Linked DNA regions of Homo sapiens: region 2 is linked to region 1. A link is a contact called in ENCODE Hi-C or POLR2A ChIA-PET data. All regions are on one chromosome and are shown on one strand. The core of a region is the stretch at or near the end of the contact, and the rest is flanking DNA. Distances in the headings are between cores, read along the strand shown. Region 1 overlaps LINC01934 (long intergenic non-protein coding RNA 1934). Region 2 has its middle 100 kb from the start of ITPRID2.

Region 1 (5,978 bases), core at 1,109-3,608:
AACTGTCACTGTCACACTCACGGCGAAAGTTTGCAGCTTCACTCCTGAGGCCAGTGAGACAACAAACCCCACCGGAGGGAACAAACAACTCCAGATGCGCCACCTTTAGGAGCTGTAACACTCACCGCAAAGGTCTGCAGCTTCACTCCTGAAGCCAGTGAGACTATGAGCCCAACAAAAGGAAGAAACTCCGGACACATCTGAACATCTGAAGGAACAAACGCTGGACACACCATCTTTAGGAACTGTAACACTCACCACAAGGGTCTATGGCTTCATTTTTGAAGTCAGCGAGACCAAGAACCCACCAATTTCGAACACAGTAGGGCTGGAATTGCGAGCTATACTTTCTGTCACTTAGCAGCGAAGAGCCTGTCCTAAGACTAGTAAGTAGCAGGACTAGGACTCCCTCCCAGGTCTCTGAGCTCATGTTCACTGCTATTATCTGTCACGTGTTCAGCGTCAGGGTTTTTTCTCTTTTCCCAAGTAGCAAAGGCTTTTCACAATTGTGTTGCAAAGACCACACCAGAAACAAGACATACAATACTTGATAACATTTTCTGCTTCACCGATGGAGGACTACAACAACATGTGAGGTTTTCTGGCCTTTAATTTCTTTGAAAAGGTCAAAACTGTTAAAAAGGAACTACTTACTGTATTTTGCTAAAAAACATAAACATTGCAACATTTCAGCTTTCAACTTAGAACATAGGAACATTGCCTCCTGCGATTTTGATTTTAGATAACCAACTGCAAATTCTGATACAACTCCTGGCTGACCTTATCAGTTTATATCTAGGGATGTTCTAATTAAAAATAAAATTGAATTCATTTCTTTATCATACTTTTATACAACCATAGATTTCCCAACTTCCTACCACAGTAGGAGGCACTGTGGCAACGTATCAATATAAACACAGTATGGAAAATTCTAAACCAAACCTGATGGGAAATGCACATGATACTATTATTTGGGCTATGAAAAAAAAAAAAACAACCTTGAGGAAGTCTTTTCTGATTTTATTTTCACTGCACTTTGCTATATGCTGGTAGAGTTTCAGTACATGTGAGCGCTGAGGCCCTCAAAGTAAAAATATGGAGGTCTTGAGGTCAGACCAGCTACCCTGCTGTCATTCATTTCCTGTGCTAAGGTTACACTGAAGATAGTTTTAAAGCTTTGATGTAAACAGAGCAAGATTAAAAAGAAAACTTGAAGAAAACAAACTTTCAGGAAAATAAAGGCCATAATTATTACATTAAAAACTCTGCCCTTTGTGCCTTAATATGACATATCACAAAAATGCCATTTTAATTGTTTTACCATATATTTAAATGTTTTGTATTTGTTGTTATTCCCAGCAGCTAACAATAAGAAAATAGCAACATTAAGGTCAGTTTATTGTTTACTAGAAATCATGATTCTAATGAGCTCTGAAGAAAATGTTAATCATAATTCTTTTGCAGTCTTGTAAAATAAATACTAATGCTTATGTATAAAGTATATATGAAGAAAATATGTATATGTGTGTGTATCTTGAATGGTGATTCTCTTTTTAAAATGATTTCATTTTTCTCTTTTCCATAGGAAAAACTGTTTAATCAATTTTACTAAAATTTCACAGCAGAACTCAAAACACATTGCAACAAAATATTTCAGCATATGCTGAGTAGTGCTCAGACCCTTTATATGCAGATATGTATTCCAGAAGAAGATGGCTCTATAAGTTTCATGCATTTAAAGGGCTTTGTCATAGAAAAGCCTTCGTGCTGGACCAAAGTCAGAGAATCTATAGGCTAGCCCTAACTTAGCCGTCTACTGTATGCTTGAGAGCTCTAACACTCACCTTCATATTATTAAAATGGATATAATTATGAAGTATTCAGAAGAATTAAATCCACTATATAAGTAAAAGCACTTAATAAACTGTAGAATAATAACACAAATGTAACATTCATATTATTAATACTACCTGGACTTTAATGCCAAGGTCAGTATTAAGATTCCAGTATATAGATGGAAATAACTCAAAAAAATCTTAAGTTAATTGTAAGAATAAGATAGGTTATCATTTTAATTTTTCTTTCATTATATTTTTGGAATTATAATGAAGATGATATTTTGAGGAGAGCAAAAAGTCTGCACTTATTCTTAAAGATAAGTGTTCCTCTCATACTTCTACTTATGACAAAACAAATTGTTCATTTCCTACTCCCACTTCCTAGACAAAACTCAAAAATGTTAATTTTTTAAAGAAGGCAGTGCAGCAACTCGATTTTAGAATCCTGTGAATCCTCAAATCCACCAATTACCTCTGTGACCACGAGTAAGTTACCTAACCTGTTTCAGTTTCTTCTTCTATGAAATGTAGATGACAATACTACGAACATCTCAGAAGACTGCTGAGAATATAAATGAGTTACACAGGTTTAGAACTTAGCATGTCTAACACAGAGTAATAACTCAATAAATGTTGTTACAGTATGACTACATATTTCCTCACATTGGCATTTTGGACATGCTGATCAACTCCCAATCTCTATTTGTGAAGACCAAAAAGGTTAGCATCCATCCCAGATTCGTCTTCTTTCATGTGTCAAGACACTTTCCATGTAGAGTCCATTCAGATGAAATTACAGCAATCCCCTCTTTCAAGTTCAATTTGTTTGCCAAAATCATCTGATCCAAGAAAACTCTAATACAATTAGGTAGCTTAATGGCCATAATTTCTAGTCTTAAATAATCACAGTAGACTTAGTAAAGATTTATTTCAAATTCTTGCCATATGATTTCATTTTTTTTCATTTATCTGAAGAAAAAAAGGTGTTTATAGAGCTGCTACCACATTGCAGGCATTATTTTAGGTGGTGGGATACAAAGTTAAGCAAAATCAAACAAACAAAAACTGAAAAACATAATCCCTGCCTTTGTGTAATAAGAAAGATAAATATTAAAGTAATTACACAAAATAAATGTAAATTTTCATCTATATTAAGTGATATAAAGGAGAAAAAGCCAGTGCTATGGGAATATAATTCTGTGGGAAAAAAACAAATTATGTTGGAGAGGGAAAGCTTCTCTGTGGAAGTGATAACTTAGTTAGTATTTGAAGAAACCATGAAACTAACAGAGTGAAAGCTACGAACAATCATGTTTAAAGTACAAGGAGCTACGTGTGGGTAACAGGGAGCATGGGGCTTTCAGGGCATGAAAAAGGGAAAGTGAGACTGGAGCTCAGAAAAGGGAAAGCATGGAGTGAATGAGATGAGGCTGGAAAAGGAAGCCAAGCCTTGTAAGCCATATTGAAGAGTTTGTCTTCTTTTCCTAAGGACAAAGGAACACCATTAAAGAATTTTAAGCATAGGTATATAGAAGAGAAGAAGGGGTTAATATAATCAAATATGAATTGTTCATGCAAACAACAATTTAGAGGGCGTCAGAGTACCTATGGAGAAACAAGCTGGGAGGTTGTTGCTGGAATTCAAGAAAGAGAAAGTGGAGGATTAGACTGAGCTAGAAATTTTGCTAGTGATGGAGGAAGAGCTTGGTTTTCTGCAAAATATACATTCTTCTCTTTCATTGCCCAGGCACATTTTTTATATAAAGACATTTCCCTTTTAAAACATCTAAAGAGTCAAAGCAAGGGGTAATCGTGGGTAAAAGGATCCCATATGCATTTGAAGTCATGAGGGAACAGTTAAAATGCCAGTTTCTAAATAATCAGTATTATTTTCCTCCAGGTAAAAGACCTTGTTTAGTATTAATATAAAACAACACTGAAAATGAACCAAAGGGAACAATTTTCATTGAAACACATTTTTATTTTGAAAATGTCATAGGTAAACACTCATGTATGAGAAATCAGGTCAAAGAGTAGTAATGCCTTTGACTTCAGGTTGAAAGAAAGGAAAACACATTCAGGAAGTTAAGAGAGTCACAGGCAACAGATCCTACAGTAACAATTGCAAAATAACCAAAGGCATCATCTTTGGAGTGTGCCAAAAGACCTAGTTGTTGCCATAGGAAGAATATGTCCCACGTTTTGGCCACTAAGCAACCATGTTTTATATGCAAAAGTGATATGTATAATAGCCAAGGCACCTTCTTAGTACTTCACAGCAACTGAGCAAATGTAAACATACACAGACACACACACACCTAAAATACATTAAGCTCACAATCTCACAGATGTGAGAAAATAAAAGGAACGGCACAAAACAGACATGCAGAAACATTCATTACAATTTTCTCTAATGTTATCTCTTCCCAAAAAAAAAACAAAAAACAAAAACAAAAAAACATCAAATGAAATCATTGACAGTCTAGTTCTCCCTGAGTAGAAGGGAGACATTAATTTAGATCATCCTGCACATTGAAAAGTTACTGCACTGCAGGGATTTCCAATTACATAATGCAGAATCAGAATTCTGGGTGTCACTTGGCCGCCAGCATCCATGGGTGAGTTGCATAACACTCCTCTGTCATCTAGCTCATGTGAGAAAAGACTTCTGCTGTTCCAAGAAATGGCACTCTTCTTGGAGACCTTCCCAGTTACACAAAAGAGCATAATTTCCACATTATCCTCTGGCATACTGTCTGGGATAAGTCTATGATAGCTTTATGTGTAAATTATATACACAGTTCTGCTAATGACAGGCATACAGACTGCTTTTTGATGGTAGTGGTGCAGAAAAACAAAATCAATTTGTTTTCCAATTTTTATAAAATGACACCTGAGCTATCTATAATAATCAACAGAGACTCTGAGAGTTAGATGGTAGGTAGAGTAATTGCAGTTATTATCTAACAGACAAGTACTGGAGTTGGCAAGCAATGTCAAAAGGGTGCAGACTTACCAACCACCTCATAACTGGCTTCTTTCAGTATTTTCATTTTAAGTCGTTCAAACTTTTAATTTCATACTTATCTCAGCTTTTCATCAGAGACTGCACTCTTTTGCATGGTGGTTTAATTTTCTACATATGAAAGAACACTTGCAAAAGGGAGACAAAAAAGTAAGGGAAAATGAATATTTCATATACTTATTGTCTCTTTGATGCCAAAATTCCATATGTAGTGCATACTGTTTGCCGGATATGAAGGATAATTTGGAGGATAAGACAGTGTTCTTTTCTGTAGAAACTCACAATTCTCTCATTAACAAGTCTAAAACAGGAAAACTTTTGTATCCTGGCTATCAGCATTATTTGGAAAGTTTCTTTTTAGTTTATTAAATTCAACAATTTTAAACTAAATAAAAATGGAAACTAGAAAATAGATGTAGTTATTATAATATTCAATATTTCTTAAGCATTTGCTTTGTATACAAGTTTTGCATATATCCTTATATTACCACTAGATTTTAATCTTCATTTTAAAGATGAAGAAATTGAGGCTCACACAACTTAAGCAAGTTTCACATTACAAATCTGATAAACACAGCCTGAATTTAAATTACTGTTGTCTCATGCCATGGTCCTCTCTCATTCATTTCTCTATATTGCTCCATTTTAACATTTGCTGTAATCTCAACATTAAGGCATTAGTGCCTCAAGTTTGTTTGTTTATTTAATTCTATTGCTTGACTTGAAAAATTTGCTTCAATCTATTGTCTTTTCCTCTTTTCATGAGGATGCTATTGAGGAAGTTTCTGAATGATTCCATTGTAGTTGAAAACATAACTATGTGGCTCTCTCAAACTATTCTCCTAATGAGTTAACACTAAAATTTATGTATTGAGCATCTGCTATATGCCAAGCACTGTGCTAGATGCTTTATGAATAAAGATGTGGTCTTTGCCCTATACCTGCAGGAAAACCAGAATCAAATAATAAATAAAATAAAGGTCTAATAAGTGACATGGTAAGAAGAGTACAGGGTGCTCGGGAAGCATCTGCCAGCAGAAGACTCAGCCCAGACCTCCTGTAGGAAGTGGAATTGGAACTGCTACTTAAAACTTGAGGAGGACGTGGGCTAGTTT
Region 2 (6,041 bases), core at 2,108-4,607, 650 kb before region 1:
ACTAACAATTAAACTGAGGTTATGCGTTTTTGGGAGAAAGCTCAAAAAGTTAAAATGCCATTTTCATCACATCTGTCAAGGGCATATTGCCATCACTACGGTGATATATTGATATCACTGTTGGTGGTGATCACCTGGCTGAGATGTGTTTATCACGTGTCTCCACTATGAAGTTATTCTCCTCACCGCTTTCTATCATGTACTCGTTGGTAGGGAGTCCCTATGCACAGCTCCCACTTAAGGACTCGGGAATTATGCTCTACCTCCTTGAGGACTATCTACCTAAATTATTTGAAATATTTCTGCAAGGGAGGTGGTCTCTTCTCCTTCTATTTATTTATTTATTCAATCATTTATGTCAGTATGGATTCATGAATATTTATTTTATACTTTGGATTATAATCTGATGCTACTTTATTTATTTTGGTTGAATAATTTTTATACCTTAGATTATAATCCAATGCTACTTGAATATTTATTTTATACTTTGGGTTATAATCTGATGCTACTTTATTTATTATGGTTGCTCAAATTGTTCCAATTTTTACTACTGGGAGCTCTTTCAGTGAGATCTTGTGTCCCTTTGATGTGCCCCTATCATTGTGTTTTGTTTGTTTTTTGGCTTTTTCTGAGTACTTCCTTTTTTGTGGTACTACAAATACACAAATCTTACTTGTATATTTCTTGTTCCAGTCTTAGAATCAGACATTTCCCCCAAGAAGCCCTCATTCCTTTTATTGCAGAATGGTATGGGAACCCAAGAACTCGATGCTTAGTGTCCATGCTACTAAACTGTCATTGCTTCTTGGGCCTCTCAGCTGACAGATCAGCAAGATATCTGTGTGAATACTAGCCTATACATATGCACATATCTCTAAATATTTCCATATGTGACCATGTTTTAGCTATATGAAGCTAAACATGAATTCATACTGATGCTTCTGACTAATCCGTTACCACGTGGGTTATTCTGGCCTCGTCCCCTTGTTTATCTGTAACCTCTCTTTCCAAAAGTGAGATATCTGACATCTAATACTCATCATCCATTTATTTAATTGTTCAATTTTAGTATATGTGTATAATGGTATTAAAACTTTTATCCCTGTGGGAAACAACTTCATTAATGAGTATATAGTGCTTATGTATAATTTCTTTTGCCATCTTTTTTAGTCATACAGGCCTCACTCATTTCCAGTTACTTAGGTCAGTAACCTTCCCCTATAAAACCTACAGTGAGGTTGTTTCACACATTTGTAATACAGTTACAATCTTTGTCATGTTGGACATTTCATCTTGGGATTCTCCCAACCTCATAAATGATTTTTCTTTAATTTGTATACATTAAGCTCTCCTCTCTCTATTGTACATTTCTATGGATTTTGACAAATACATAGTGACACTTATCCACAGTTATACCATACAGAATAGCTTCATTGCTCTAAAACTTCTCCTGAGCCGCACTTGTTCTGTGCTCCCCTTCTCCCACACCAAACCTCTGGCAATCACTAATTGCTTCCATCTCTGTAGTTTTGTCTTTTCCAGAATGTCATATAATTGGAATCATACTGCATATAGCCTTTCAGACAGACTTCTTTGACATAGCAATATGCATTTAAAATTCATCCATGTCTTTTCATTCCTTGATGGCTCATTTCCTTTTTATTACTGAATAGTACTCCATTGTATGGATGTACCATAGTTTTTTTTTTTTTTTTTTCATTCATTCACCTGGTGAAGAACATCTTGGTTGCTTCCAGTTTGGGACAATTATGAATGAAGCTGCTCTAAACATTTGCATGGCGATTTGGGGGTAGACATAAGTTTTCAATTCAGTTGGGTAAACACCTAGAACAATTGCTAGATCATATGTTAGGACTATGTTTAGCTTCCTGCAAACTGCCAAACTGCTTTCCAAAATGGCTAGACTATTTTGCATTTCTGCCAGCAATCAATGAGAGTTCCTTTTTCCACATCCTCACCAGCAATTGATATTATCTGTTTTTGGAATTTTAGCCACTCTAATAGGTGTGTAGTATAATCTCATTGTTGTTTTAATTTTTAATTTCCCAGTGACAAATGATGTTGATCACCTTTTCATACACTTGTTTGCCATCTGTACATCTTCTTCGGTCTTCCAGTCCATTTAAAAGTACTTAGATAATTTATTGATTGTTAAAGCTATATTTCAAGTTTGTATCACTTTCTTATTAAATATCCTTTCCCAAGAAAAATTTCTAAAATTTGCCACAAATTTGGATTACATGGACAAAACCCTCCATACACTACCAGTTGTGACATTACTGGTAGAAGGAATCTATTTTAAATGAGTATCATGTATATTTAGCAAATTATTTTATTGGTAGTCTACCTATCATCTTAAATACTACTAGAAACTGCCTCTCTTCACATCCAAATATGAAGACAGTGCCCACTATACTTTAGCATACATTACCTAACAATGAAGAAGAGGACACACATATGCCTTAGTAATAACATTGTCTTGCTTTGTGTCCTTGAACAAGTCACTTTGCCATGAGAGGCCTCAGTTTCTTCATCTGTTGTATAATGAGGTGAGTGCAGACAACCTAGAATTCCTTTGACTTTTTTCATTTTATTTTTTACTCTTTTCTACAGTCTCAGTCACTGACCAGAGGCTCATTAACACAGGATTCTTTCCTTTGGCTACCTTTCCTCCTACCACGACCACACTAAATTTTCCTCGTTTAGTTGTTGGTACTCTTTCCAGACCACTCCTTAAGTTCAATATGTACTTTCTCTCACTTTTATTATCTAGAGATCAGTTTCACTTGTTAATATGCTGTGTTTTAATTTTTTCATATCACATCTAATTAGAACTTGTTTTGCTTGAGAGTAATTAAATTTTATGACAGCAAATTAAATACAAGTTGATGGCTTCATGGTTTATCTGAAAATCATCCCAGACTGCTTACTAGAACCTAAATTAAAGTTGTTTCCATCCTCCACTAGGACTCCTTCATGAACAGGATATGTTTCTTGATGAATTTCAGCTTTTGGACTACTCTTTTTTTTTTTTTCTAAAGGATAGATCTGAGAAGCCAAGAAATTGAGCCTGAAAAACAACCCGCCACCAAAGGGTCTTACTCAGGATATATTTGATAAACTCCTTTTTCCTTGTTGTTAAATGTATCCTGTTGCCTTGAAAGAAAGGAGTACGCCTACCTATACAGTGAGCAATTTTCTCTCCAGGGAGTACTTTACTCATTCAAGTTCACCATAGGTCAGGCTAAAAGCAGTCCTGGTATGATTTGTATTTCTCACCACAGTCATCCTTAACTGATTCAGGATGTATGACTAATTAGAAGAAATATACACAGCAGGCACAGTATATGACACACAGCAACCACCTGCATAGGTTGCCATTGTGTTTAAGTTGCACAGATGGCCCCGTGAGTCATTAACTTTTATAAAACGACTTTAAAATCAATGTACTGACAAAGAATGTATAGGACTGTGCATTCAAAAAGTTCAGGTAAGTGAAATGGTAGACAACTGGAAAGCAGTGTCTCCCCCTTACCAAGAATGATTTACAAATCTAAGGATTATATCTTTAAAACCAGAAAAACAAAACTATCTCTAACAGGCAACTCTTCTGTTTGTCTTTTTCAGTCTCACACAGAACTCAAAGCACAGGTCATAGTTCAGGGGCTTGAACGTGTTCACAGCTCCCCTGACTGCATTTGTCTTTTAGTTTGCGTATGATGTTTACCTGGCTGTGGCTGGCCAGACATATATTCCTGGCCTTGTCAGTATCTAAAATTCGATAAATGTTTATTACAGAATTGGAACAAAGAAGAGTAAAAGGGCTTTGAATAAGGGCTGAAGGGGTCTCATCTTTGAGTAACATCTGTGACTGATACCAAGGCATGCCCCAGCAAACAACTGAAAGCAGCTTCCTGTGGGGTGACGTGCTTATCTGATCTGCCCGCTCTGGGTGGGCCCTCAGACTTTAACAGCTAAGGTAGATCCGTATACTCTCGGGTGTAATAATACCTGGAAGGGTTTTAGGTTGGAACTTTATAAAGATGACAAATTTAAAACTAAGGAATAATCTGTATATGCAGATTACTTTAGAGTTAACCCACACATGAAATCAACCACAAGAAAGTCTTCAAGTGTATTACAAGTGCCCCTATCTACTAAGGAATTTGTTCTGTTGAAAAAATAAAATATTCTTTGGTGATTTGGGGGTCTAAATTTCTAAGTTGCCAATGGTTCTACATATTTTTCAGCTGTCCAGTTTCCATTGTTGCTGTTTTGTGGGTCCAAGTCGCTTTTTTCCTACAAAAAATAATAATAAAAGCTCACTTTTCTTAAGGACTTTCCACATTCGCAGAACTCTTCTAAATCCTTTATGTGTATTTTAGCTCATGTTATTTCCTTCTATCATGGACCTTATTACTATTTTTCAGGACATTCTCTATCTCTGAGTCCACAGATGCTCAGTGATAGACCTTAAAATCTGTCGTATCAGCTTCGAAAGTGCAGATAAGGCTTTCCTTCAGTGCTCTCTACTGAATGTGGGTGTGGAGTTAGTGACTGTCTGGGAATGACTGCTCTGTCTGTGTGGCTTTGAAATCTCTGTCTTTCTCTACCTGTGTCCCACTTGCTGATTGCAGGAGTGAACTTCTGGCATGTAACATCTAGAACAGGACGAAGTTGGAAAAGCTTTGTCCATTGCACATGAGCATGGATAACATGACTCTTTCTGTGAAAGATCAATAATAATAGTGCCACATGAGAAGAATCATGATTACTCTTGTAGGTAACTACAACAAAAATCTACTGTTGGCAATTAGTCATCTACTATTTTGGACCCATCACTTGTACAAGGTATATATGTACTGTCTGGTACCTAGTTTAGCTGCATTGATTCATTTTTCACTTCCCATCTCTTAAATATATTTTGCATAGATGGCATTCTGGATAACAAAGAGTTTCTATATGTCTCTTAGGGTAAATGACATTATTGGTGTACAGCTTATTCCATGTAGAAGGATTCTATACTTGACAATGGAGATCTCATTTTACAATCTGTGTATCTTCTTTAGCAAGCACCCAGTTTAGAAATAATACAATTACTAATTTAAAATGATTAATATTTGAGTCCTTACTGCGCTACATACTTCATATTTGTTATCCCCCTTAATCTTCACAGCCTTCCCATGAGATAGATCCTATCCTCAATCCAATTTGACATACGATCAAAGTCTGAATTGAATTGATGATGTTAAATAACTCAACTGTTAAGAGTTGAAAACAGGTCTGCTGACTCTAGAATTCAGTCTTTACCATTATAGCTGTATGTTCCAGATAGTATTCATGCTAACAAAACAAAATGATTCATTTGTTAGATGAAGGAAGATCCTAACATTCTTTCTCCCTGTTCATGTAAAATGACTAAGGAAAATGGAGAAAAACAAAAGAAATCCTTGGTCTTCAGCAGCAGCAGAGCTCTTACAGGTTTTCCAGGCTGTGTATAAGTGCGGCTGAGCAGTAACATTGAAAATGTTGCTTTGAGCCAAGGGGATAGTTTGAGTTTCACCACCTATCATACTAACTTGTACTTAGAAGACACTCAATAAAACATTGAATTGAATCCAAATATGTTCACCAGAACAGCTAGCCTCAGTAAGGAAGGGAAAGGTGACAGAATTACCTAACCTTTGGATCATTTTATGGTTTGCAACCTGCTTTTCAAAACCATGTGTGTAACAGTACTGCGCTTGGGCTATCCCTGCTTGATGGTATTACTAGTGCTACTGTGTTACTCTTGCACTACATCCCCTTTTTTTCAGGCCTCACAGTGGTGCATGATACAGACAGGACAGATATTATTCATGTTAGTAATAAATACTAATGTCTTTAGTAGTACACATATTTAATTATGTATAGTGGATATTTGATTCCAATAATTTTGAAGATTGAAAACTGACAAGCCGAGAGGGGTAGTGGGCAGTTTATACCTCATTTTGCTCTGGGAGAATTGACTTTGGTGAGCT

Evidence for each region. A loop is a pair of places that touch in the nucleus more often than their neighbours do. ChIA-PET counts read pairs that join two places held with the same protein, here RNA polymerase II (POLR2A). Pooled maps may share reads with other maps.
Region 2: a pooled map shows a loop between it and region 1 (19-fold over the local background). The contact joins two enhancer-like sites. A Hi-C loop is called at or near these places in 1 of 50 pooled maps. POLR2A ChIA-PET finds 5 or more read pairs at or near these places in 2 of 52 experiments (PC-9 and activated T-cell).

What each region holds. Positions count from the first base shown.
Region 1 is chr2:181,139,116-181,145,093 of GRCh38, reverse strand. All of the region lies in intron 1 of LINC01934 (long intergenic non-protein coding RNA 1934), which reads right to left. Among named protein-coding and RNA genes, the nearest start is that of LINC01934, 18 kb to the right of the region's middle. Within about 2 kb of position 2,358, at least 3 of the 41 ENCODE cell types and tissues checked have a DNase peak (open chromatin) inside an H3K27ac peak, as active enhancers do.
Region 2 is chr2:181,788,752-181,794,792 of GRCh38, reverse strand. No RefSeq gene overlaps it. Among named protein-coding and RNA genes, the nearest start is that of ITPRID2, 100 kb to the left of the region's middle. RefSeq lists an enhancer at 2,871-4,070. Within about 2 kb of position 3,357, at least 9 of the 41 ENCODE cell types and tissues checked have a DNase peak (open chromatin) inside an H3K27ac peak, as active enhancers do.